2 separate regions of the Homo sapiens genome follow, and region 2 is linked to region 1. The links are chromatin loops, found by intact Hi-C in ENCODE. Cell type or tissue: spleen. All regions are shown on one strand. Links, peaks and the distances in the headings refer to the core of each region. The heading gives the core; the rest is flanking DNA. Region 1 overlaps IARS1 (isoleucyl-tRNA synthetase 1). Region 2 has its middle 7.7 kb from the start of LINC00475.

Region 1 (12,713 bases), core at 2,130-10,129:
AATGATAACTTGAATCAATAACTTGATTAGACTATGATGCTTTTGATGCTTTCAAAACTGTTTGAGGTATGTAGGTGTCTTTTCCTGTAGAGTTGATTACCCTGGTCTGTTGTGGTTCTTGAGTACTTAAGATTTTTTATCTTCTCTGTTGTTCCCTTATTAGCAATTTTATCCCCTTCTGATCTGATACTGACTTGGAAAGCTCGTCACCCACCTTGTTAGAATTGTTAAGTAAATATAAATAGACTTTGAGAAGGAAAGGTCTCAAGGGTGGCTCACTAGATACTTAAGTCATAGATTGATCAAGTATCTCTGCATGAGGTTATTAGCAAAACATTTAAAAAGACACTTTAAGACTTCTCTCATTAGGGACTAAACCAGAAAGGTATAGGGCTCATCCTTCATAAAAATCATGAATAAGCAATAAAAAGGGTAAAATGGAAAACTGGAATCTATATTTGAATGTGAGATTCTCATCTTTTTAGCTTTAAGATTTTTTAAGTTTTACCAGTTTTCCTCAAAGAGAAGATGAAGTTACTTCAAGAGAACTGATTTCTGTCATGTGAGTGTAGGTAAGAAAATTCTTAACTACTTTGAGATATTTTTCTTCAGATTATTAATGAGTTTTTTGCACCACTAGATAGAATTTCCAAGATTTTCCTGCTTACTTTTGGAAACATTGTCTCTACCATTACTGAATATTAAATAATAGCCATGTACCCCTCCCTCACACCATATACGAAAATAAAATTATTTGTGGCCTAAATGTAAGCGAAAAATCTATAACCTTGTTTAGGTAATGGTTTATTGATGACACCAAAAGCTCAAGCAGCAAAACCAAAAATTGACAAATTGGGCATCATTAAAATGAAAAATCTTTGTGCTTCAAAAAATGCCATCAAGAAAATAAAAAGACGGCCCACAGAACAGGAGAAATTTTTTATAAATCATATATCTGATAAAGGATTTGTATCCAGGATGTATACATAACCCTTAAAACCCAACCACAAAAAGAGCCCAATTAGAAAATAGGCAAAGGATAAATATCTATCCAACGTGGATACGCAAATGGCCAATAAGCATGTGGAAAGATGCTCAGCATCATTAGTCCTTAGGGAAATGCAAATCAAAACCACAAGATACTACTTAACATCTCCTAGAATGACTGTAATTCAAAGATGGACAATAAGATGTGTTGGGTAAGATCTGAAGAAATTAGAATCCTCATTCACTGCTGAGGGAATGTAAAATAGTACAGTCACTTTGGAAAAATTTTGGCATTTTCTCAAAAAGTTAAATACAGAATTATCATGTGACCCAGAAATTCTACTTCTAGCTACAAACCCAAGAGAAATGAAAACATAGATCCACACAAAATTTTGTATGTGAATGTTCATAGCAGCGTTATTCGTAATAACCAAAAAGTGGAAACAATACAGGTATCCAAGAAATGATGAATGGATAAACAAAATGTGGCATATTCATGAAATGGAATACTATTCAGCTATCAAAAGTAATGAAGTATGAATACATATTACATCATGGATGAGCCTTGAAAACATGCTAGAGAAAGGAAACCAGATGCAATAGGCCACATATAGATGATTCCTATAAATTTTCCCATTTATATGAAATGTCCAGAATAGGTAAATCTGCAGGGACAGAAAGAAGATAAATCGTTGCCACTGGCTATGGAGAAGAAAGAATGGGGAGTGACTGCTAATGGTTTTGGGGTGTTTTGGTGGGGAGGGGAGGTTGAAAACGTTTTGAAATTAGGTATTACTAGTTATACTACCTTGTAAATATACTAAAAAGCCACTGAATTGTACACTTTTTACATTACACTATGTAAATTGTACATCAATAAAGCTGTAATTTTTTAAAAGTATGGATAGTGTCATGTACACCCATGTTAATAATATGGTACTCTGTTATTCCTAGATTTCTCTTTTGACAGTAATAAATTTGATTTCTTTTGCAGCAACAAAATGCTTCAACAAGTTCCAGAAAACATAAATTTTCCTGCTGAAGAAGAGAAAATCTTGGAGTTTTGGACTGAATTTAATTGTTTTCAGGAATGCTTAAAGCAATCAAAACATAAACCAAAGTATGTGAATTTTTTAGGTTAAGTTCCCTTAAGAATAGTCATTTCTTAGACTGAATTCCATTAAAGCAGATACTTTTTTTTTTTTTTTTTTTTTGAGATGGAGTCTCGCACTGTCATCCAGGCTGGAGGGCAGTGGTGCAATCTCTGCTCACTGCTACCTCTGCCTCCCGGATGCAAGTGATTCTCCTGCCTCAGCCTCCCGAGTAGCTGGGATTACAGGTGCCCGCCATCACACCAGCTAATTCTTGTGTTTTAGTAGAGACGGGGTTTCACCATGTTGCCCAGGCTGGTCTCGGACTCCTGACCTCAAGTGATCCACCCACCTCGGCCTCTCAAAGTGCTGGGATTACAAGTGTGAGCCATCACGCGCGGCCTAAAGCAGATACTCTTTATTAATCTTTCTATTCCCAGAATCCCCCAGCTCCCTATGTAGTGGGTACTCAGTAGTAGATATACATTGAATGAATGAGTTCTCAATTATTGGGGTAAATTTTGTTTCTTTAAAAGGTCATCTGAGTAAAATTTATGTGTCATCCTCCGTGTCACCCTCTTTCCACCTTTATTTTCATCACCACCCTCGTTTAGGCACTTATACCTAAGTACCCCATAGAAGGCTACTATAGTACTACCTGCCTTTAGTCCTCATTCACCTAAAAGACTAGTCCTTTAATCAGTGTTTTCATTATATGTCTCCTCTGGTCAAAAACTATGAGATAGGGGTTTATTGCCCTATTTTACTGATGAGATAACTCAAGATCAGGATAAATAATTTGCCTTATGTCATGGAACTAATAAATGAAAAATGGATAATCAAATGGAGGTCTCTGTAGCTCTACCACAATTGTAGCCTTTCTGAAGGCAGGACCACCAGTAAATATCAAATCAATTATGTCTGTCGGTTTCCTGATCTTGCTGCTTTTCTCCTTGAAGACTCCACTATGACAAGAGCTATCTATAGAAAAATGCCTTAAATTTTGGCTGTTTTTAAATGGCTTGATATATTTTTATTACCTGTTAGATTTACCTTCTATGATGGTCCTCCTTTTGCAACTGGACTGCCTCACTATGGACATATACTTGCGGGTACAATTAAAGATATAGTTACAAGATATGCTCACCAGAGTGGGTTTCATGTTGACAGAAGATTTGGATGGGATTGCCATGGCTTACCTGTGGTATGTTTGAGTATCCAGCTTTATAATTTTCTGATTTTTTTTATAAGCATTAGATTTTGTCATATAATATGTTCAAGTATGATGAACGTTGACTGTCAGACCTTCTAGTTCATTTCTATAATATTTGTAGTTTGATTTGTTTTGTTTTCTAGAGTTGCATAGTTGCAGTTGTTTTCATAGGGCAGCGTGGTAACAGTCTTATCACAAATTTTCAGGAATATGAAATTGATAAGACACTGGGAATCAGAGGACCAGAGGATGTGGCCAAAATGGGGATTACAGAGTATAACAATCAGTGCCGAGCAATTGTGATGAGATATTCTGCTGAGTGGAAGGTATGTTGGGTTTTTTTCAGTAGAATGAACAGCAAATGTAGTTACTAAATGGGCATTGAAATGGTTTATGGTCCCTTGTGCTTTTTTTATTAATTTATTTTTTGTAGAAAAAGTGTTAGCTTCCACCTTCAACCCTATTACTTAAACGGTTAGCTTAAACTGAACCATCTCTCTTCTGACTTCTGTGTGCTTAATTGGTCTAACTTTCTTGCATGATCACCAATAGGGAAAAATTCTAATAAGTATAACATGATATATAGGCCTTTTCTTTTTTTCTCAAATACTTTTTTCAATTTTTTTAACTTTTCATTTTGAAATAATTTGACTTATTAAACAATTGAAAAAGTAGTATGATGGGTTCCCCTATATCCTTCATCCATCTTTCCCAGCTGCTAACATCTTCGGTAACCATAATATTAATAGAATTTTCAAAAGCAGTTGCCCCATTAATTTTTATTTCTGACCAATCACATATTGCATTTGGTTGTCATGTCTTTTTAGTCTTCTTAAGTATGGAACATTTATTTAGTCCTTTGTATTTCATGGCCTTCTCACTTTTGAAGATTGCAGAACAGCTATTTTCTATAATGTCTCTCAATGTGTGAGGTTTCCTGATTTAATTTAGGTTATGCATTTTTGGTGACAATGCCACAGAAGTGATGCTATGCCCTTCTCAATGCATTATATCAGGTGGCATGTGTTGCGGCTATGTCACATTGATGGTGATAACTTTGTTCACTTGGTTAAAGTGCTGTCAGCTTTCTGCTTTGTAAAGTTGTAGTTTTTCCTTTGTAATTAATAAGTATCTTGTGGGGAGATTCTTTCCAAATATTCTTTTTTTTGTCATACATTCACTTATTAATTTTAACATCCATGGATGGTTTTTGCCAGTAATAATTATGCCTGTGATATTTGCCAAGTGGTGGTTTTGGTAGACTTTTATAAGTGAATATTTATACTTGTAAATAACATTTTGTGCATGTAGGATGAATGCCGAGAAAACTGGTTCTTAACCTTACATAATATGTTGTTGGCAGTATAGATTTACTTGTACCATTGATTATTCTGTTTTCCCAAAATTTTCATTTGTGATGACAACAGAAATAAACACACATTGATGTACAATTATAAATATCATTGTCTAATACTGTTCTAATATTAATATTTTAAAGTCTACTGTTAGCAGACTTGGCCGATGGATTGACTTTGACAATGACTATAAAACTCTGTATCCACAATTCATGGAATCAGTCTGGTAGGTTTATTTAAAATTGTAAATATGGTAAATATTCTATTCTGTTGTATTGATAATTGGAAAAATGCACTAGCATGAATCAGTTTATTTTTGAGTCCATCGTTATTTCTCTGAAAATCTTTGGGAACAGGTTTGTTTTTGAATGTAGAACTTTTATTTTTATTTTTTTGAGACTGAGTCTCGCTCAGTTGCCCAGGCTGGAGGGCAGTGGCACAGTCTTGGCCCACTGCAACCTCCGCCTCTCAGGTTCAAGCGATTCTCTTGCTTCAGCCTCCCAAGTAGCTGGGATTACAGGCGCCCGCCACCATGCTTGGCTAATTTTTGTCTTTTTAGTAGAGATGGGGTTTCACCTTGTTGGCCAGGGTGGTCTCGAACTTCTGACCTAGGTGATCCATCCACCTTGATCTCTCAAAGTGCTACGATTACAGACGTGAGCCACTGCGCCCAGCCTGCCAGTTGCTTTTCTTAACATTATGTGTTAAATATCATTCGATATCAGTAGATATTAGCATTTTAATGTCTGCCTGATGTCTTACTATATTGATCTGTTATAATTTACCAGCCAGTCTCCCAATGAAAGACATTGTTTTTTCACTTATTTGGCAGACAGAAACTCTAAAAAGAAAATGGCATAAATGTTTGCATTTTCAGAAATAGAATTTTGTTCTGTAATTGTGAAACTCCATCTCTTACCAGGTGGGTCTTCAAACAACTCTATGATAAAGGCCTTGTTTATAGAGGTGTGAAAGTCATGCCCTTCTCTACGGCATGTAACACTCCACTTTCCAACTTCGAGTCACACCAGAATTATAAGGTACGTGAAATGTAGAGACATTATTCAGCATTGAGTTTTGTAGGTGGAAGCTGAGTAGTTATGATCACAGTAGGTATTCCCAAGTAGACCCAGTGTGGAATGTTGCCCACGACATCCACCACTTTGACCACTTCTTACTGAGTGCTGGAAATATTGCCAGTTAGTATACTAAGGCTCTGTTAAGATGAGGGATTTTTTTTCCACATTGGATTTATGATGTGTCTTAATGTGATAGGTTTTGCTTGTTTTGACCATATTTTTGTGCCTCTCTGTTGGGTTAACAAGTCCAGCTTTGACATACTTCCTGTAGTCATCGTTTCTTAAGGGTTGAGTAATTTTATGCCTTATCTGGGACCTCATGATATCATTTATTTGTTAACGGTATTTGGAAAAAAATTAATTTGAGATGCCAAATGGTATTATTTTTCCTCTGATGAGATAGAATCAGTTGTTGTTGTTGCTATGATTGAGGTGTTTAGACATGTTTGATGTTTACAGAGTGTATTGTTATACCATATCTAGACAGATATTATATACTAGTAAGTCTTCTGAAATGTGAACCATCTCTTCTCGTGTGTATACTGAGTTGTTTTCAGTTTTGAGAGTTTATCTGACCCTCTGTTTTTAAAGGATGTTGACTTGTTTGGAATTCTTGTTTCATGGCCTAGGTTTGAAAATTACATTAGTAAAATTTGCCTTTCAAAGCACGTTTTATTTATAGAATGCTTTCACATATCCTGTTTGATTGATCTTTGTAAATCCTTGTAAGGCAGGTATGATGATTTCTATTATCTCCTTACCACCTCTCTGTGCTCATGTTTGTATTTTTTTAGTAAAATATTTTAAGCACTTAACAATGTAGAGAATGATATGGTAAACACAAGGTTTCCAAGGCTTACCTTTGTCAAATCTTAATATATTGCTATATTTGGTTTTTGTTTGTTTGTTTGTTTGAGTCAGAGTCTTGCTCTGTCGCCCAGGCTAGAGTGCAGTGGCGCGATCTTGGCTCCCTGCAACCTCCACCTACCCGATTCAAGCAGTTCTTTGCCTCAGCCTCTGGAGTAGCTGGGTTTACAGGTGCCCACCACCACGCATTTTTAGTAGAGACAGGGTTTCACCATTTTGGCCAGGCTGGTCTTGAACTCCTGACCTTGCGATCCACCCACCTTGGCCTCCCAAAGTGTTGGAATTACAGTTGTGAGCCATTGCGCCCGGCCTGTTTGGTTGTTTTTTAAAACACTTGAATGTGGACAGTTTCAGGGACATGCAAAAGTAAACAGAATGGTATAATTAATTTCTGTAGGCCCATTAAGGCCCCCAGCACCAATGACTGGCTAATCTTGCCTCATTCATACACATATTCTTTCCCACTTTCCTTCCAATTCTGAAACAAATTCCAGATATCATATTATTTCATCAAGAAATAATCCAGTATAGATCTTTCATAAATAATCTTTATCTTCTTTAAACATTGCCATGTTAGCATTCGTTGTCACACCTTAAAAAGTCATCAGCAGTTACCTTTTTGTTGTTGTTGTTGTTTTTGAGATAGGATCTCGCTATGTCACCCAGGCTAGAGTGCAGTGGCACGATCTCGGCTAACCACAGCCTTGACCTCCCGGGCTCAAGTGATCTCCCCTTTCAGCCCCCTGAGTAGCTGGGACTACAGGAACATACCACCATACCTGGCTAATTTATGTGTTTCTATAGGAGTGGTTTCACCATGTTGCCTGGGCTGGTCTTGAACTCTTGGGCTCAAGCAGTCCACCCGCCTTGGCCTCCCAAAGTGCTGGGATTACAGGTGTCAGCCACTGCACCTAGCCACCTTTAATAGTTTTTATTTTAATATTCTCAAATTATGTAATTCCTGAACATCATCAGTTCATATTTCTAATGGTTTAATCATTTCCCAAGGGGTTATATTTTATTTTTATTTATTTATTTTTTTAAATCAGGATCTACCAAGACTTAAACACATGGTGACTGTTGTCTTTTAGGTCTTGTACACGTTTCAGTTGGTTATATAACAAGTAGTGGAATTATCGAGTCAGAGTATACTTTGTTTTAATTTTTATTTTTTTGAGACGGAGTCTCACTCTGATGCCCAGGCTGAAGTACAGTGGTGTGATCTTGGCTCATTGCACCCTCCTCCCAGGTTCAAGCAATTCTCCTGCCTCAGCCTCCCGAGTAGCTGGGATTACGGGTGCCCGCCAGCATGCCCAGCTAAGTTTTGTATTTTTAGTAGAGACAGGGTTTCGCCATGTTGGCCAGGCTGGTCTTGAACTCCTTACCTCAGTTGATCCACCTGCCTCAGCCTCCCAAAGTGCGGGTATTTTTACAGGCGTGAGCCACCACGCCCAGGTGAGTCACAGAGTATACTTAATTTTTAGTTCTAATACTGAGGTTGGGAAACTTTCCTCTGCAAATTAAATATTTTAGGCTTTTCAGGCAAAGTGTTCTCAATTTTGTCACCATTCTTAACTCACCCACTGTATGAAACAAGTGATGAGCCAGATTTGGCCCAGGGGCCATGGTTTGCTGACCTCTATTCTACGCGGTCTGTATATTGATTGTTAACCAAGGGTTTTTAAAATTTTTTTGACTTGACCAAGCACAGTGGCTCACACCTGAAATCCTCGCACTTTTGGAGGCCGACCTGGGCAACATGACAAAACCCCATCTCTACTAAAATTACAAAAATTAGCTGGGCGTGGTGGCGTGAACCTTTAGTTCCAACTACTCCACAGGCTGAAGTAAGAGAATGACATGAGCCCAGGAAGTTGAGGTTGCAGTGAGCCGAAAGTGTGCTACTGCACTCCAGCCTGGGTGACAGAGTTAGACTCTGTCTCAAAAAAAAAAAATATATATATATATATATATATGTGTGTGTATGTATATATGTAAGTATACATATATATGTATTGGCTTAAAACTTTTATTTATTTATTTTTAGAGAAGGGATTTCAGTCTGTCACCTAGGCTGGAATGCAATGGTGCAAACACAGCTCACTGCAGCCTTGACCTCCTGGGTTCAAGTGATCCTCCAGCCTCACCCTCCTGAGCAGCTGAGACCACAGATGTGCATCACCATGCCCAGAAAATTTTTTTATCTTTGTAGAGATGGGATCTCACCATATTGCCCCAGCTGGTCTCAAACTCCAGAGCTTGTGCGATCCTCCTGCCTTGGCCTCCCAAAGTGCCAGGATTATAGGCATGAGCCACCGTGCTAAAAAATTTTAATTTTTTACAAAAATTAGCTGGGCATGGTGGTGCACACCTGTAGTCCCAGCTATTCAGGAAACCGAGGCAGGAGAATGCTTGAACCTGGGAGGTGGGGGTTGCAGTGAGCTGAGATCACGTCACTGCACTCCAGCTTGGGTGACAGAGTGAGATTCCATCTCAAAAAAAAAAGAAAAGAAAAAAATTAATTTTGATGTAGTTTCAAACTCACAGAAAAGCGGAGAGTTCTTTATATCCTTCAACTAGATTCCCTAAATGTTAACCTTTTACCACATTTGCTTTATCCTTCTCTCTTTTTATGGGAGTGGGGCACAGTACCCTTTGAGAGTAAGTTGCAGGAATTATGGCCCTTTTCCTCTAAAAACTATATATTTCCTAAAATCAGTAACATTGTTTGAAATAACTGGAGTTAGAAAATTAACATTGATGCTGTATTACCTCATGTGTAGATCTTATTGGGTTCTGCTTGTCCCAGCAGTGTCCTTTATAGTTAACAAGAAAAAAAGAAGGAAAGAAAAACAAAAAAGACCTACATTGTGTGCTTCATGCAGTGGTATGTCTCCAGCCTTCTTTAATCTTAAAGAGCTCTTTAGTCTCTTTATGCCTCATAATACTGACATATTTGAGGAGGTACAGGCCAATAGTAGTGTCTCTTATTTCAAGTTTGTCTGATGTTTTACATGTGACTAATGGCTCTCGTGTCACTTTATTTAAATTGCAGTTGGTTTTTGTTGGGGATTGATTTTTTTTTTCCTACCTTAGAGCTATTTATTTTTAAATCCTTGATATTTTTGTGTTGAAACATTTCCGTAAAGTTGGAGACAATCTTGTTCTTATTTAATGAGCTGAATTTATATGGGTCTGTTACAATTTCAAGTATGTGTTGCTTCAGTAGGATCTTTTTGGTATTTTGGGCAAAAAGATAACCATATTCCAGAACAGTTATCTTTTTGATCTAACTCTTGATGGACTTACAAAATAGATAATCATAATACTGAAACCTCCATCATATGTTCCTACTTAGACATTACTTTAAAAAGTTACCAGAGGCCAGGCATGGTGACTCACGCCTGTAATCCCAGCACTTTGGGAGGCTGAGGTGGGAGGATCACCTGCGGTCAGGAGTTTGAGACCAGCCTAACCAACATGGAATAACCCCATCTCTACTAAAAATACAAAAATTAGCCACGTGTGGTGACACGCACCTATAATCCCAGCTACTCGGGAGGCTGAGGCACAAGAATCACTTGAACCCAGGAGGCAGGGGCTGCAGTGAGCCAAGATTGTACCACAGCACTCCAGCCTAGTGACACAGTGAGACTCCATCTAAAAAAAAAAAAAAAAAAGTCACCAGGTGTCAAAAGACATTATTTTTGAGACTACTAAGGTGATGATTAAAACATTTTTTAAAGTATTTAAAAATTTTTTTACTTGGAATTTCTTGCTATTTTCTGTTTGTAAGTCTGGTAAGTGGTTTCTTCGGTTTACCCTGAAGATTTATTTTATTCCTCTTTAGGAGTAGTTCCTTTTTCTTAGGTGTCTGTTATTGTGGATTTCTAAAACAATACTTTACCTCAATTTATTTCAGGATGTTCAAGATCCTTCAGTATTTGTAACTTTCCCTTTGGAAGAAGATGAAACTGTATCTTTAGTTGCTTGGACAACCACTCCCTGGACTCTACCTAGTAACCTTGCTGTGTGTGTTAATCCAGAAATGCAATATGTGAAAATTAAAGGTAAGTGGGAGGCTGGTTACTTATGATTAATATGGATAAGATAATTTTATATTTTGGAAAATATGAAAGCTTACCTTTCTTTTTGCATGAAGAATAGAATTATTTGAAAACAATCTGACTTAATTAGAAAAATAACTTTAAACATTTGTTTTCATTTCTAATTGAAAACTAACAAAACAATTAAAATAGTACAGAGATATAAAAAGTAGAACATAAAATTTTCTTATAATTTCCAGTTTATAGTACATTTTTCCACACCATGCCCCTGTGACAGATGAAGAATCTAAGATTCAGCGATGTGGCATCACGTCGTTACTAGCAATTGATACCAGAACTTGAGAACTTTTTGCCTTTCAAATGTCCCCTGGTAGAGAGTTACCAGTCTCAACGAGGGCCTTTCCGAGATTTAAAAAGAAGATTGGTACTTTGTGAACAAATATACCTTCAGGTTTGGTAGTTTTGTGGCGGTAAAAGAAAAAGAGAAAAACTCATTGCCATGAAAAAAGCTATGGCACAGCTGCTGTGGAAGGCAGTGACATTTCTTCAAAAAGCTGAATGAGATGACACTATGGCCCAGCAATTTCACTTCTGAGTGTTTTCCCCAAAGAATTGAAAGCAGTCTTGAACAGTTACTTGTACACCCGTGTTCATAGGAGCATTATTCACAGTAGTCAAAAGATAGAAGCAACCCAAGTGTCTATCATTGGATAAATGAATAAACCAAATAGGGTATTTACGTACAGTGGAATATTATTCAGCCTAAAAAAGAAAGGAAATTCTGATACAGGCTATGCCTTGAATGAACCTGGAGGACATTATGCTAATTAAAATGAGCCAGTCACCAAAAGACAGATACTACATGATTCTATTTATATGAGGTATCGAGAAGTGAACTTCAGAGAGCAAAGACTAGTAGAATGGTGGTTGACAGAGGCTGGGAGGGAAGGGGGAGTTATTGTTTAATGAGTACAGAGTTTCAGTATAGGAAAATGAAAAGGTTTAGGGTATTGATAATGGTAATGATTACACAACATTGTAGATGTATTTAATTCTGTGTAAGAATGGTTACCATGATTTTTAAAAATAGTTGTATTAAAACAGTCAACTTGATTGAACAATAGCTTGTGTTGGCAAGGGAAAAATATTGAGAAAGGAATGGGGAAAGATTGGGTGCCAGAAAAAAGGTACGGAGGGAGTTTTTTATTTGTTCTTTCCTGGGAGCAAATAGGACTAAGAGTTGACCTACTGGAAAGCTGTTGGCCACAAAGAGGCCTGGCTCAGGTGTCTGCAGCTGCTTCTCTGGAGCAAGGACAGTCCCATCTGCACAATTTCCCTATGTCACTGGTGGGTCACTAGCCATTCTGTGGTGAGCTTGACAATCTCAGCAGCCACCTGACTGAGATCTCAAAACACATCACCCATCTACCTGTGTATAACTCTTGTGCTTGGCAGACTTTGTATCTGAGCTTTATCAGAAACTGTGGTCCCCACTTACAATGAAGTTCCTGTGAGGTCAGAGCTAGGGAGTGGCAGCCTTATTCATAGCAGTTTTTCAATAAATTGGAAAGGCTTTTACAATGACCCATAGATACTCATTTTTCTTATAGTGAACTAAATATATGACATAGGCTCTAGTAAATCTCAGATGTGTAATATCATAGCTTATGATGAGAGTTTAAATTGGCCTAGATTTTCAGTATCAAAGTTTTAACTGTTCATACATTTGCTCCAGCTTTTCTTTTCCTAGGATGCCCCAGGTATCCTCCAGAAACACTTACAATAAGGGTACACAGATGCATCAAGGACATTCATCATGCCAGTGTTCATAGTAGTGAAAATTTGAAAGCAATTTAAGTGTCTGTCAACTTGTTAGAAATAATTCGTACCTCTATAAAATAGCGTCCCATAGAGCTCTTTAAAAGGATGAGAAAAGTCTGTATGTGCTAATACATGGAAGTATGTTGACAGTATATTAAGTGAAAAGCTACAAAATCAGATAGAATATTACCTCAATTAGAAAAATAAAAAGAACTTACACATTTACCTATATG
Region 2 (12,713 bases), core at 2,415-10,414, 150 kb after region 1:
AACCTCCCAGGGCTAGAGGGGCTGCATAGCCGGACCAAGAAATGAGCAGACCCTGACCCTAGGCCTCCCGTTGGTGCCATGGCGCTGAAAGTAGAAGATGAGCCTCCTAAGAAGGCTAGAGGATGGGCCTACATGACCAGAAAGACTCACAGATAGAGCCACCTTTGCCCTATGGCAGAAAGCTACCACAGGCCAGCCTGCACTTCCTTCACTCAACCATAGCCTTGGCTCCATCTCATTTGCAGCTCCTGCTGCTCCAATGTGAGATTTTCCCAGAGTGGAAAAGCCATGGTTGAGCCCTGTTGCAACCTCAGCAGCAGCTGCTTGAGACAGACTTGGGCAGCTCAGAGCAGAGCCTCCAGCCTGCTTTTGTGAGGGTCATTAGGGGGCCCACCCTCAGCTCCTGATAAACATGGCATATGGAGGACACCGGCATTTAGTCCTCCTGGGAGGGCACCAGTGCTTTAGTCTCGTTCTGGGAAAGCTCCCGGCTGAGCAGCCAGCACGACCTCTGTACCCTTCTTCAACCAGGCCTGAGAAGGACCCTCCTGACTTCTGACCCGTTGCACCTTAGTAGGAACTCAGGTTGGCCAAAGAGCTCTCCCCGCTTCCCCTTGGGGAGACCCGACTCCATTTCAGGGACTCTTGCTCTGATCTTTCCAGGCTTTCTCTGTGTCCTCCCAGGGCCTTCCACCAGGGGCAGTTAGTGTCCAGCATCAGGCACTGCACCTGGAAACTCCCAGCCTGACCAGGGAAGCAGGCAGGAGCTCATGTGGCCACCAGCAATCATGCACATGGTATGCAGTGCAGTCCTACAGTGTGTGGGACAGACAGCTGCCTCCCCACCCTCTTTTCTGGTCTCTGCTGCTCCTCCTGGTTTTTCCTTTCTCCATATGCCTTCCCTGCTTTCTCCCCCACCTCTTATGTAGAGGGGAGGAAGAAGGAGACAGAGAAGGAGCAGGGAAAACTTGGCACCTCCGCCTGAGGGGTGCCTCCAGCACCTGCCTTCCGAGTAACAGGGTAGCTCTGGCACCTCCATCCTGGTGGGGGCTGAGGGTGGCCCCTGGGGGCTCTGGCAGGTAGAGAAGGCTGGGGATGGCAGGAGAAGGGAAGTGGGAAACAGGATAAACCCTACTGCATACAGCATGGTGCGTACAGGGTGATGAGGCAGAGGACAAACAATTTGGAGCTGTGATTCTGAATCCAGGGCTTAGCACCACAGGAAACTAGACGTGGAGAGACCAAAGTCTGAGGAAATTTAGAAACTGGAGGATTAGCAGGGAGAGGATTGCTTCAGGGGAAAAACCAACAGCATAGGGGCCATAGGTCACCAAGTTCAACCAGACTCCAGGTCCTAGCTTCCATCCCGGCTCCATGTTTGCCCACGAGACCCACACGCTGGGCCCAGGCCTGAGGATGGACAGACAGAACACACTGAGCTTCAGGCTTGGCCACAGGTCTTTATTCCAAGACCCTGTACCTTCCCAGCACAGGGCCCAGTGGAGGCCGCCCTTCCAGGGAGCCCAGGCCCACGTGGATGTGTCAGGAATGCTGTCCCCATCCCACAGGGCACAAACCTCTCCTGCACCGTGACCAGTGCTGACTCAGGGCAGCCCGTCTGCCAGCGCGCTGTTCAGACAGTTGTAGAGGTAGACATACTGCTTCTGGAGATGGACATAGGGTTAGGAGGCTCGCCCCGCCTGCCCCAATCTAACAGAAAAAGGCTCCCTTGTGTCCCCCAACCCCTAGGGCTCCATCTGGGAGAACGCACAGCGGTCCACAGCGCCACCTGGTGGCTACCCGGGTGGTGCTGCCTAGAGGCCTGGGCAGAAGCTCCCTCATCCCCCCGCCCCTTCCCACAGCTGAGCCCCCACGCCAGCCCGGTCGCCCCTGGTCGCCTCTCACCAGTGTTGGGGTCATAAGGCCACAGGCCTGAGACTGCTGCAGGGCCACGTTAAAGATATCCACGGTGCACTCAGACCCTGCCTGCTGCAGCAGCTGCTCCATGGCCAGGAAGGTGCCCAGCTGGGTTGCACCCTTGCTGCAACTGACCTAGAGGTGGATGAGGTACCTAAAGGGGGTGTGGCGGGGGTGTCCACGGATGTGGGAAAACCCAACCTGGGCGCAGGGACTGAGAAGGGACACCGGACACTTGGTCAGCCGGCCAGCCTGGACCTAGGGAGGGAGGCGGTAAATTCCCACCATATTCCTGAGGACAGGGTAGGGTGTGGAGAAGACAGGGGCATTGTGAGACTGTGTCCTTTTGACCCATAACCCAAGCAGAGCCCAGGGAGATCTGAGGCTATGCCAGAAGGGCAGGGAGGGGCTTCCAGTGTCCGCTCCCCCAAGACCATTGTCCACTCCCCCAAGACCATTGTCCAACAACACTTGGAGTGGCTGAGCAGTGTGCCCGGCTTCTTGTTGTTGCCCCGAGAGCAGCACTGGCCCACAGCAGCCAGGAAGGGCAGCAGGGTGGTGGCGGGCAGCTCATGCCCAGGCTCCAGGTATGGAAATTGCAGTCTCTGCACCTCCCTTTCCTTCCTGCTCTCCCCCTGTGGCAAAGACATGATCAGCATTGGTGCTGGAGAGGGCAGAGGAAGCCCACACAGGACTCTTCCCCATGCACCACCCCATGCCCTGTGGCCCCAGCACCTACATGTGTGACCCTGAGGAGGGTACAGAACCAGCCTGCTGTGCTGCTCTCAGCCACCCAGTGCACCGTCACCATGTCTGTGACTACGGGCTGCATCTCCGTTGGCCAGAATTCCTATGGCTGGGACCAAGTTAGGGCTGCTCAGGCAACTTCCTGAGATCTCTGCCCCTGCCCTGGTCACAGACAGCACCACAAACTACCCGCCTCCATCCTCACCCCTAACTCCTGAGCCTCCCTTCCTCTGTCCTCTGCTCTGTCACCTTCTCCATGACATTGGGTGGGCAAAGAGAGACAAGCACATGAGCCCTGTGCTGCCACACCAGCTCCCAGAGCTCCTTTGGCCCTGCGGGGCCAGTCAGCACCGTATGATCACGGCCAGAGGGCCCACCCTGCAGAGCACAGATCATTGGCTTCCAGAGACTGAAGGTGCCCCCTGCCCAGTCCACAACTCTGGGAGCCCCCAGCAGCCCCAGCCCGGGAAGTACAGGTGGTCAGAGAGGGCAGGAAACAGTGGCAAAACCAGCATCATCTCACAGGGAAGAGCCAGGCTTCGGGCATGTCGTCAGGGGGGCTCTCCTCCACCGGAGAAAACTGCCCCTGAGAACGGTCATCTGAGGGAAGACAGTGAGGGTGAAGCTGCCAGAGGTCCCCAGCCCACGCTGGCCCCCTGCCCCTCCACAGGGTCCACAGTGAGACTCACAGGAGACGGGGCTGTCCTGCTCATAGCCAGGCGGGGGTGCGGAAAAGCCAGCCTCGTCCTTGATGGCCTACAGCAAGAGCTGGGAAGGAGATGGGTGCCCTGAGGCTGGGAGGTCTCACTGCAGGGTTGGCTCAGCAGCGGAAGGCTGCCCTTGGCTGTCACCCACTTCCCGGCCTGAAGTGTACCTCGTACTCCTTCAAGAAGCCAGCATTGGCACTGGCTGCCCTCTTGGCACACGCCTGCGGGAGGTCCGTCACAGAGATGGGCCAAGACCTGGTGGGGGGGTTGGAGAGGGAGAAGGCACTCAAGGTTCCCCAGCTCCCCGTTCTAGTCCGCTCAGCTCTGCCCACGAACAGGAGCAGGGAGCCTGCCTGTGGGAGGCACAGGGAAGCTGGGACTTACTCAGAGATGTTGAAGGGTCCTTCCAGAATCTTGTTCAGTAGGCAGCTGTGCAGGAAGACGTACTGGCTCTGCCAGGGGAAAAGGCATCAGGCTGCTCAGCGAGGAGCGAGGGGGGCCTGCAGGGAGATTTTTCAGGCCCTGACCAGCAAGGCAGGGATCAGGTAGGAGGGCAGAGGGAGCCACTGAGAAACCTTCCCTCCACCGTCCCATGGTGTCAAAGCTGACAGGATCCTGTCCCACCTCCCCTTTCACAGAATAGAAAGCACAGCCCAGGTAGGATGGTGATGTGTCTGAAACCCTCTCCCCAAGGTCTTCTGTGTGCCCCATGAGCTCTCTTTCCTGGTCCCTCCTGTAGCCCTGTGGCCACCCACCTCCCTCCCACTCCTTCAGGGTCCCAGCTGCCCAGCCCAGCCTGCAGGGCCCTCACCAGGGTCTGGATCATGAGGGGCTGGTGCATCCGGAGTGCATACACAGCATGGAACACGTCTACCATCTGCTCCTCCTCCAGCTGCTGCAGCAGCCTCGACAGGGCCACGAAGGTGCCTGTCCGGCCCATGCCCACACCGCAGGGACAGCCCCTGAGGAGCTGAATGGGTGAAGAGGCTGCCCATGTCCCCAGCTCTCCCCACAGTCCAAGAGCCCTCCATGCCCCCAGGCCAGGCAGGGGGCTCTCCACCCTATGCACTCACCTGCTGTCACCTGCAGTGCACCAGGATGGGTCCCACGCCCTGGGTGGCCCTTGCCTGCTACTGTACCAGCTCCATAAAGGCGAGCAGGGAGCTGGGAGCCTCAAGGATGCTGTGGTCGGATCAGGTGGTGAACTGCAGTTGCTCCACCCTCCGTTGATGTTGCTGGACAACCTAAGAAGGGGGTGGGAAGGGGACAAGGGGGCAGAGGGGCCCTGCTGCTGCTCCTTATCTTCCTAACTCCAGGTTCCCATGGCCCAGATCTCACACTTTCTTCCCCAGCTGCCTAAGGGCAGGGATGATGCAGACCAACTGTTCCTTGAGGGTGGCAGCTATGTCTCCCCCATCAGGATGCTTCCTGAGCCCTCAGGTCCTTCTCTAGCCTCCTGGGTAACCTCTGCATATAGAGGGTGCCTGGGCAGAGAAGTGATTCGGGTCTCTGGCTTTCCTGCCCCAGGGGTGCACAATCTGGGAAGGAAGATGGGCACAGGGGGCATGGGGTGAGGCAAGAGCCCTGAGCTGGCATGGGGGAGGTCAGGAACCATCATGTCTCTCCTGTTCTTCCTTTCCCTCACTGTGCAGCCTCAGATAAACCCTTAATCTTCTCTGTGCCTCTCTACCCCTTCCCTAACACACTCTTCCCTGGGTGGTGACTGAGTACTTGTGGTCCTCCGAAAGAGAGGGCTCCAGGGACCCAGGAAGTGAGGCAACCTTCTCAGGGGTCTCAGCTCTAATGCCTGTCCCATCCCCTCATCCTTGGGGCACGCACGTGCTGCAGCTGGAATTCCCGCTTGGTCCACTCATCCTCAGGCTCCTCAGCTAGGAGGTGGATGGTGATGTGACCATGGGTGTCCGGGGTAGAGTCGGTCAGCCAGTAATGCTCACACAGCACCTGGGACCAGAAGGTTGGAGAGGGGAAGGGCGGCTGTGGGCCCAGCCCTATCACTGCCGCCCCCTGCTTTACTCAGTCCCACCCCTCCCTGCCCACCTTTCTGGTCCCTGCCACCCTGCTGGGATTCTGCTCTCTGTAATGACCCAGCTCCAAGGCTTCCTCCTCCAGGAGCTGCTCTCCCTTGCCTGGGCTCCGGCACCCTTGCCCTCAGACCTCTCATGACTCTCAGGATTCTGAGTCAGCCACAAGGTTCCTGTGCCAAACAGAACAGCCCTTATTCCGCGGCCAGCGGCCCTGGGCTCACTGCTCCAGCAAGAGGACAGACTCGGCAGCCTCTCTGCATGTCCTAGGGCCCTGCATCTGCCAGGCTTATCGAAAGGAAGGATCCCTGATGGTACCTTTGACACCGGCCCTGGGCAGTCCCTACCCCTTGATGCCTTCTCTGCCCAGGGCAAGAAGCCCGTAGAAACAAAGCCAAGCTGGGAGTTTACATACCTGTTTCCTCCCACTGCCTCCCCATCCCAGGTCTGGGTGGGAGGTGGGTCCACTACCCTCCAGGCCTGATTGGCCTCACTCCAGTCTGCCCCGCCTTCCCACGGGAAGATGCCAACGGGGCCATCCCCACAAGGAGAACGTGCGCCACCTGGTGGCCTTTCTAGGAGCCTGCAAGGCGCACTCACCCTCCCGTTCTCCATGCTGATGGTCGGCATGATGATGATGCGGACCTGCTGCTCCCGCACCAGCCGCCAGAAGTTCTCCAGTGTTTTCTTGAGAGGCCCCTGAGAGGCAATGAACTCCTGTGGGCGGGTGTAGCCCTGGGGTGTAGGAGGCAGAGATCAGGAACATGGTTAACGGGCAATGCTTGGTGTCAAGCACACAGCAGATTTCCAACATTTGACCTCCAGGAGTGAGGATGCTGTGCACACACCTACATGTGTGCACACACAAGAACACGTGTGCACCCAGAATGCAAACCAGAAGGGCTGACTTCAGAGACATCACCCCCGTCCCTGTCCCACCCCAAAGGGACAAGAAAAACCCCAATGAAAACAAGATACTGACATGAGTTAAATAGCCCATCTAGGCCACCCTCTTCACCCACCCAGAGTTACCTTCCTAAAACCAAACTGCGTTTCTTCCATGCTCAAAAATCTTCTATGGCTCCCAATTGCCCACCAAATAGAGTCCAAAGCCCTCAGCCTAACAATCAAGCCCTCCTTCATTCAGCCCATTCAGCCCCAGGCTATCTTTCCCATTACATCTCCCACCACCCAGCACCTCCCCACTCCCTCACCCCTACGCACCCCCCACCACACACACACACACACACACACACACACACACACACACACACACTCTCACACACTGCCTGAACGTTACTGCCTGGCTGTTCTCTGGCTGCTTCTTCCAGTCAACAGAATGTCCTTCCCTCTTTCATCACTTATCAAAATGTTACTCATCCTTCAATAAATCAAATGTCCCCTCCTCTGGGAAGCCTTTCTTGATTCCTCAGGTGGATGAAATTTCCCCTTCCTCCATGTGCCCTGAGTAGTGTTTTTTCCTCTATTACAGCCCTTGTCACAGTGTGTGGTGAATGTCACACACATGCCTACATGCTCCTTTGAAGGTGGGGAATGTGGCTAACAGCTCTGCCTCCTGCAGGCCCAGCACAGAGCCCAGCACACAGTAGACCCTTGCTAGACACCTGCTGGATTGAGCTCATGAAGCCCAAGCTGGTGATCTCCTAGAGAGCTGTTACAGCTAATGAAGGCAAGTGTGGCCTGCAAACCAGCCCATCTCCCGAGCAGATCCCAGATCCCATGGACAGCCTCACCGGTGGCCCTTACTGGGACCAAGTTGGCATTGATGTAGTCAGAATGAGGCTCTCCCTCCAGCTGGGTCAGCCTGACCCTGGAGTGGTCATCTGCAGAGAGTGAAAGCTGTGCATTCAGGGTTGGGCACATGAAGCCCCCTGCTCCCATGCCAAGCCCTAGCCCTCTGCCATGCCTCCTTTCCTGCCCCCAGCACTCACAGGGTAGCACATGTGGTTAACAGTTCTTGGTGGTGTTGGCAGGGTACTCAGCCTCCAGTCTGGGCTGCTCCTTGCTCACCTCCTTCAGCTCCTGCAGGGATCAAGGGCAGGCACTGGTTGCTGAAGTAGACCGATCTCACCCCATGCCAGGAAAGGGGCAGTGGGGGCAAGTGTGCAACTGGGAGTTCCCTCCAGACCTTCAGACAGGTCCCAGTCTTCCCTCCTCTGAGCTCACGGGTGGTAAAGGCCTCACCTCGAATTTCAAAAAGAAAGCCTGGTGCGCATGAGCACTCTTGGCCTCATAGTTCTGCCTGAGGCCACAACGACCACAGGCTTATGTAACAACACTCAATCCCATTTCAATTACTGAAAGCCTTCTCAAAAAGGATGGATACAAACACTCCAGACTACAAAGATTGAAATAAATACCTAACTCTTCAATGCTCAGATATCATTGAACATCCACAAGAATCAAGAGCATCCAGGAAAACATGATCTCACCAAATGGACTAAATAAGGCACCAGTGACCAATTCTGGAGTGATTAAATTATATGACCACTCAGACAGAGAATTCAAAATACCCATCTTGAGGAAGCCCAACAACTTCAAGATAACACAGACTAGGAATTCAGAATTCTATCAGATTAATTTAATGAAGAATTAACATTTAAAAATCAAGCAGAGGCCAGGCACAGTGGTGCACGCCTGTAATCCCATCACTTTGGGAGGCTAAGGTGGGCGGATTACTTGAGGTCAGGAGTTCCACACCAGCCTGGCCAACATGGGGTTTAGTAGAAACCCTATCTCTACTAAAAATACAAAAAATTAGCTGGGTGTGGTGGTGCATGCCTGTAGTCCCAGCTACTCAGAATGCTGAGACAGGAGAATTGCTTGAACCTGGGAGGCAGAGGTTGAAGTGAGCTGAGATTGCACCATTGCACGCCAGCCTGGGCAACAGAGTGAGAATCTAGCAGAAATTCTGGGGCTTAGAAACTCAATTGACAATCTGAAAAATGAATCATAATCTCTCAACAGTAGAATTGATCAAGTGGCAGAATGAATCAGTAGATTAAAAGACAGGTTATATGAAAGCACACAGTCCAAGGAGAAAAAAGCAAAAATAAATAAAAGAGAAGGAAGCACTATTACAAGATCTAGAAAATAAACTCAAAAGGGCAAGTCTAGTAACTACTGGTCTTAAATAGGACGTAGATGGAGAGACTGGGGTAGAAAGTTTATTCAAATAAACAATAACAGAGAACCTTCCAAACTTAGAGAAAGACATGAATACCTAGGAACATGAAGATCAAGAATACTTAGAATATTCAAGCCAAATAAAATTACCTCAAAGTATACAATAAGCAAACTCTCAAAGGTCAAAGATAAAGAAAGGATCCTAAAAGCAGCAAGAGAAAAGAAGCAAATAACATAAAAAGGAGCTCCAACACACTTGGCAGCAGACTTCTCAGTGGTAACCTTACCAGCCTGAGGAAATAGAATGACATTCAAAGTATCAAAGGAAGAAAAACTTTGGACTAGAATATTATACCCAGCAAAATTATCCTTCAACATAAGAAGAAATAAAGACTTTCTCAGACAACAAAAGCTAAGGGATTTTGTCAACACCAGACCTGTTTTACAAGAAGTTCTTCAATATGAAAGAAAAGGGCATTAATGAGTAACAAGAAAGCAACTGAAGATATAAAACACACTGGTAAACTTAAGTACACAGACAAATACAGAATAGCCTAATACTGTAATTGCATTATTTAAACCACTCATATCATTAGTAGGAAGACTAAAAGACAAATCTATCAAAAACAATAATGACGGCCAGGTGTGGTGGCTCACACCTGTAATCCCAGCACTCTGGGAGGCTGAGGTGGGTGGATCACGAGGTCAGGAGATCAAGACCATCCTGGCTAACACGGTGAAACCCCATCTCTACTAAAAATACAAAAAATTAGGCGGGCATGGTGGTGGGTGCCTGTAGTCCCAGCTATATGGGAGGCCGAGGCAGGAGAATGGCGTTAACCCAGGAGGTGGAGCCTGTAGTGAGCCGAGATCATGCCACTGCACTCCAGCCTGGGTGACAGAGTGAGACTCCATCTCAAAAAAGAAAAAAAAATGATAATAATAATGACAACATGGGAGGCGAGGTGGGTGGGTCACTTGAGGTCAGGAGTTTGAGGTGAGCCTGCCCAATATGGCAAAACCCCATCTGTACTAAAAATACAAAAATTAGCCAGGCATGGTGTTGCACACCTGTAATCCCCACTACTCAGGAGGCTGAGGCATGAGAATCGCTGGAACCCAGGAGGCGGAGGTTGCGGTGAGCTGAGATCAGACCACTGAACTCCAGCCTGAGCGACAGAGTGAGACTTGACCTCAAACTAATAATAATAAAAACGACAGTTTCTTAAGAGATAGATGATATAAAAAGATATAATTAGAGAAACCCTCCCCCCAAAAAAAGGCAAAAAAACAGCCATTGAGGCAAGGGAAGATGGAGTAACACTGTAGAGTTTTTTTTTTTTGAGTTTTCTCTTTGCTTGTTTGCTTTTTTTCCTTTTTTCTACTCAGTGTTAAGTTTTCATCAGTTTAAAATAACTAGTTATAAGCTGTTACTAGCAACCCTTATAATAACCACAAAGCAAAGACCTAGAATAGATACACAAGAAATAAAAAACAAGAAATTAAAACATATTACCAGGGAAAATCACTTAAAAGGAAGACAGAAAGGAAGTAAGAAAGGAAGAGGACCAACAAAACAACCAGAAAAAATTAACAGAATGGCAGCAGTAAGTTCTTACCTATCAATAATTACATTGAATGTCAATGTACTAAGTTCTACAAATTAAAAGACATAGAGTGGCTGAATAAATTTTTAAAAGACACAATTATATGCTGCCTACAAGAAACTCTCTTCACCTATAAAGACACACATAGACTGAAAATGCAGGGATGGAAAAAGACATTCCATGCAAATGAAACACCCCCAAAAAGAGCAGGAATAGCTATATGTATTTCAGATAAAATAGATTTTTAAGTCAAAACCTGTGAAAAGAGACAAGGAAGGTCATTATATGATGATAAAGGGGTCAATTCAACAAGAGGTTATAATAATTGTAAACATTAATGTACCCAGTGCTGGAACACCCAGATAGATAAAGCAAATACTATTAGGATTAAAGAGAGAGAGTTCCCAATACAATAACAGCTGGGGACTTTGACACTCCACTTTCAGCATTGCATAGAAAATCTAGACAGACAATCATCAACAACAACAACAACAAAAACCCTTATCAGACTTAATCTGCATGATAGACCAAATGGACCTAATAGACATTTACAGAATAGTTAATTCAACAGCCACAGAATACACATTATTCTCCTCAGCACATGAAATATTTTCAGAGACAGACCATATGTTATGCCACAAATCTTAACAAAGTTTTAAAAATTCAAATAATAGCAAGTAATTTTTCTGATCACAATGGAATACAACTAAAAATCAATAACAAGCAGAACTTTGGAAAGTAGAGATATTGGCCGGGCACTCACACCTATAATCCCAGCACTTTGGGAGTGTGAGGTGGGTGCATCACTTGAGGTCAGGAGTTTGAGACCATCCTGGCCAACATGGTGAAACCTCGTCTCTACTAAAAATACAAAAATTAGCTGGACATGGTGACATGTGCCTGTAATCCCAGCTACTCAGGAGGCTGAGGCAGGAAAATCGCTTGAACCTGGGAGGCAGAGGTTGCAGTGACCCAAGATTGACCCCCTGCACTCCAGCCTGGGCACCAGAGGGAGACTCCATCTCAAAACAAAAAAAAAAAATAGAATCACATGGAAATTTGACAACATGCTTCTGAACAACCACTGGGTCAATGAAGAAATTAAGAAGAAAATTTAAAAATTTCTTGAAAGAAATGGAAATGAAAACACAACAGAACGAAACCTATGGTATACAACAAAAGCAGTGCTAAGATAAAAGTTTATTAGAATAAATGCTTACATCAAAAAAGTAGAAAACTTCAATTAAACAACCTAACAATGCATCTAAAAAGCTAGAAAAGCATGGCCGGGTGTGGTGGCTCATGCCTGTCATTCCAAAACTTTGGGAGGCCAAGGCGGGTGGATTGCTTGAGCTGAGGAGTTTGAGACCAGCCTGGGCAACATGGTGAAACTCCATCTCTACAAAAAATAGCCAAGCATGGTGGTGCACACCTGTAGTCTCAGCTACTTGGGAGGCTGAGGTGGGAGGATTGCTTGAGCCTGGGAGGCGGAGGTTGCAGTGAACGGAGATTGTGCCACTGCACTCCAGGCTGGGTGACAGAGTGAAACCCTGTCAAAGAACTAGAAAAGTAAGAGCAAACCAAACCCAAAATTAGAAGAAAAGAAATAATAAAGATCAAGCAGAAATAAATAAAATTGAGACAAATAATATACAAGATAAAAAAGTTGGAGTTTTGAAAAGAAAAACAAAATCTACAAACTTTTAGCCAGATTAAGAAAAAAAGGAGAGAAGAACCAAATAAATAAAATCAGAGAGAAACAGGAGACATTACAAATAAACCCCAGAAATTCAACGATCACTAGAGGCATAAGCTCTATGCCAATAAATTGAGAAGCATATAAAAAATGGATAAATTCTTAGACACATACAACCTACAAAGATTGAACCATGAAGAAATCCACAACTCAAATAGACCCGTAACAAGTAACAAGATTGAAGCCTATAATAAAAAAAGTCTCCTATCAAAGGAAAGCCCAGGATCTGATAACTTCACTGCTGAATTCTACCAAACATTTAAAGACGATCTAATACCAGTCCTATTCAAACTATTCCAAAAAATCAAAGAGGAGGGAATGCTTTCAGATTCATTCTAAGAGGCCAATATTACCCTGATAACAAAACCAGAAAAAGACACAACAAAAAGGCTGACCCAGTGGTTCGCACTTGTAATTCCAGCACTTTGGGAGGCTTAGGCAGGAGGATTACTTTTGGTCAGGAGTTTGAGACCAGCCTAGGCAACATAGCAAGACCCTGTCTCTACAAAAAAAAAAAAAAAAAATTTAGCTGGCTGTGGTGACATATGTCTATAGTTCGAGATACTCAGGGGTCTGACACAGGGAAAACTGCTTATGTCCAGAAGTTTGACATTTTTGAGGTTACAGTGAGCTATGATCATGCCACCGTACTCCAGCCTGGGTGACAAAGCAAGACTCGTCTCAAAAAAAAAAAAAATCAAAATGGTAAATTTTAGGTATATTTTACCATAATAAAAATAAAGGAAGTTAGTTGGACTACAAAAAAATAAATTTCCTTCAATACAGAATA

What was found. Peaks named below come from ENCODE experiments on the same cell type or tissue, not always from the same donor. Only the 100,000 strongest peaks of a DNase experiment are listed, where the experiment ranks them.
Region 2: it touches region 1 in a loop (4-fold over the local background); 30 of 110 quality-filtered maps call a loop at or near these places.

What each region holds. Positions count from the first base shown.
Region 1 is chr9:92,278,695-92,291,407 of GRCh38, reverse strand. It overlaps IARS1 (isoleucyl-tRNA synthetase 1), which reads left to right. Exons shown (of 34, transcript NM_002161.6): 2 at 1,982-2,107; 3 at 3,126-3,282; 4 at 3,498-3,617; 5 at 4,790-4,872; 6 at 5,569-5,686; 7 at 10,515-10,662. The coding sequence starts at 1,989. Among named protein-coding and RNA genes, the nearest start is that of MIR3651, 7.5 kb to the left of the region's middle. In spleen, for the core only: no CTCF peak of the experiment used is centred there; no DNase peak of the experiment used is centred there.
Region 2 is chr9:92,127,363-92,140,075 of GRCh38, reverse strand. It overlaps the pseudogene LOC100128076. Among named protein-coding and RNA genes, the nearest start is that of LINC00475, 7.7 kb to the left of the region's middle. RefSeq lists enhancers at 1-62, 5,698-5,937, 5,542-6,173. In spleen, for the core only: a CTCF peak has its summit at 6,005 (motif pointing left); a DNase peak (open chromatin) is centred at 5,975; H3K4me3 peaks cover 801 bases; H3K27me3 peaks cover 5,055 bases.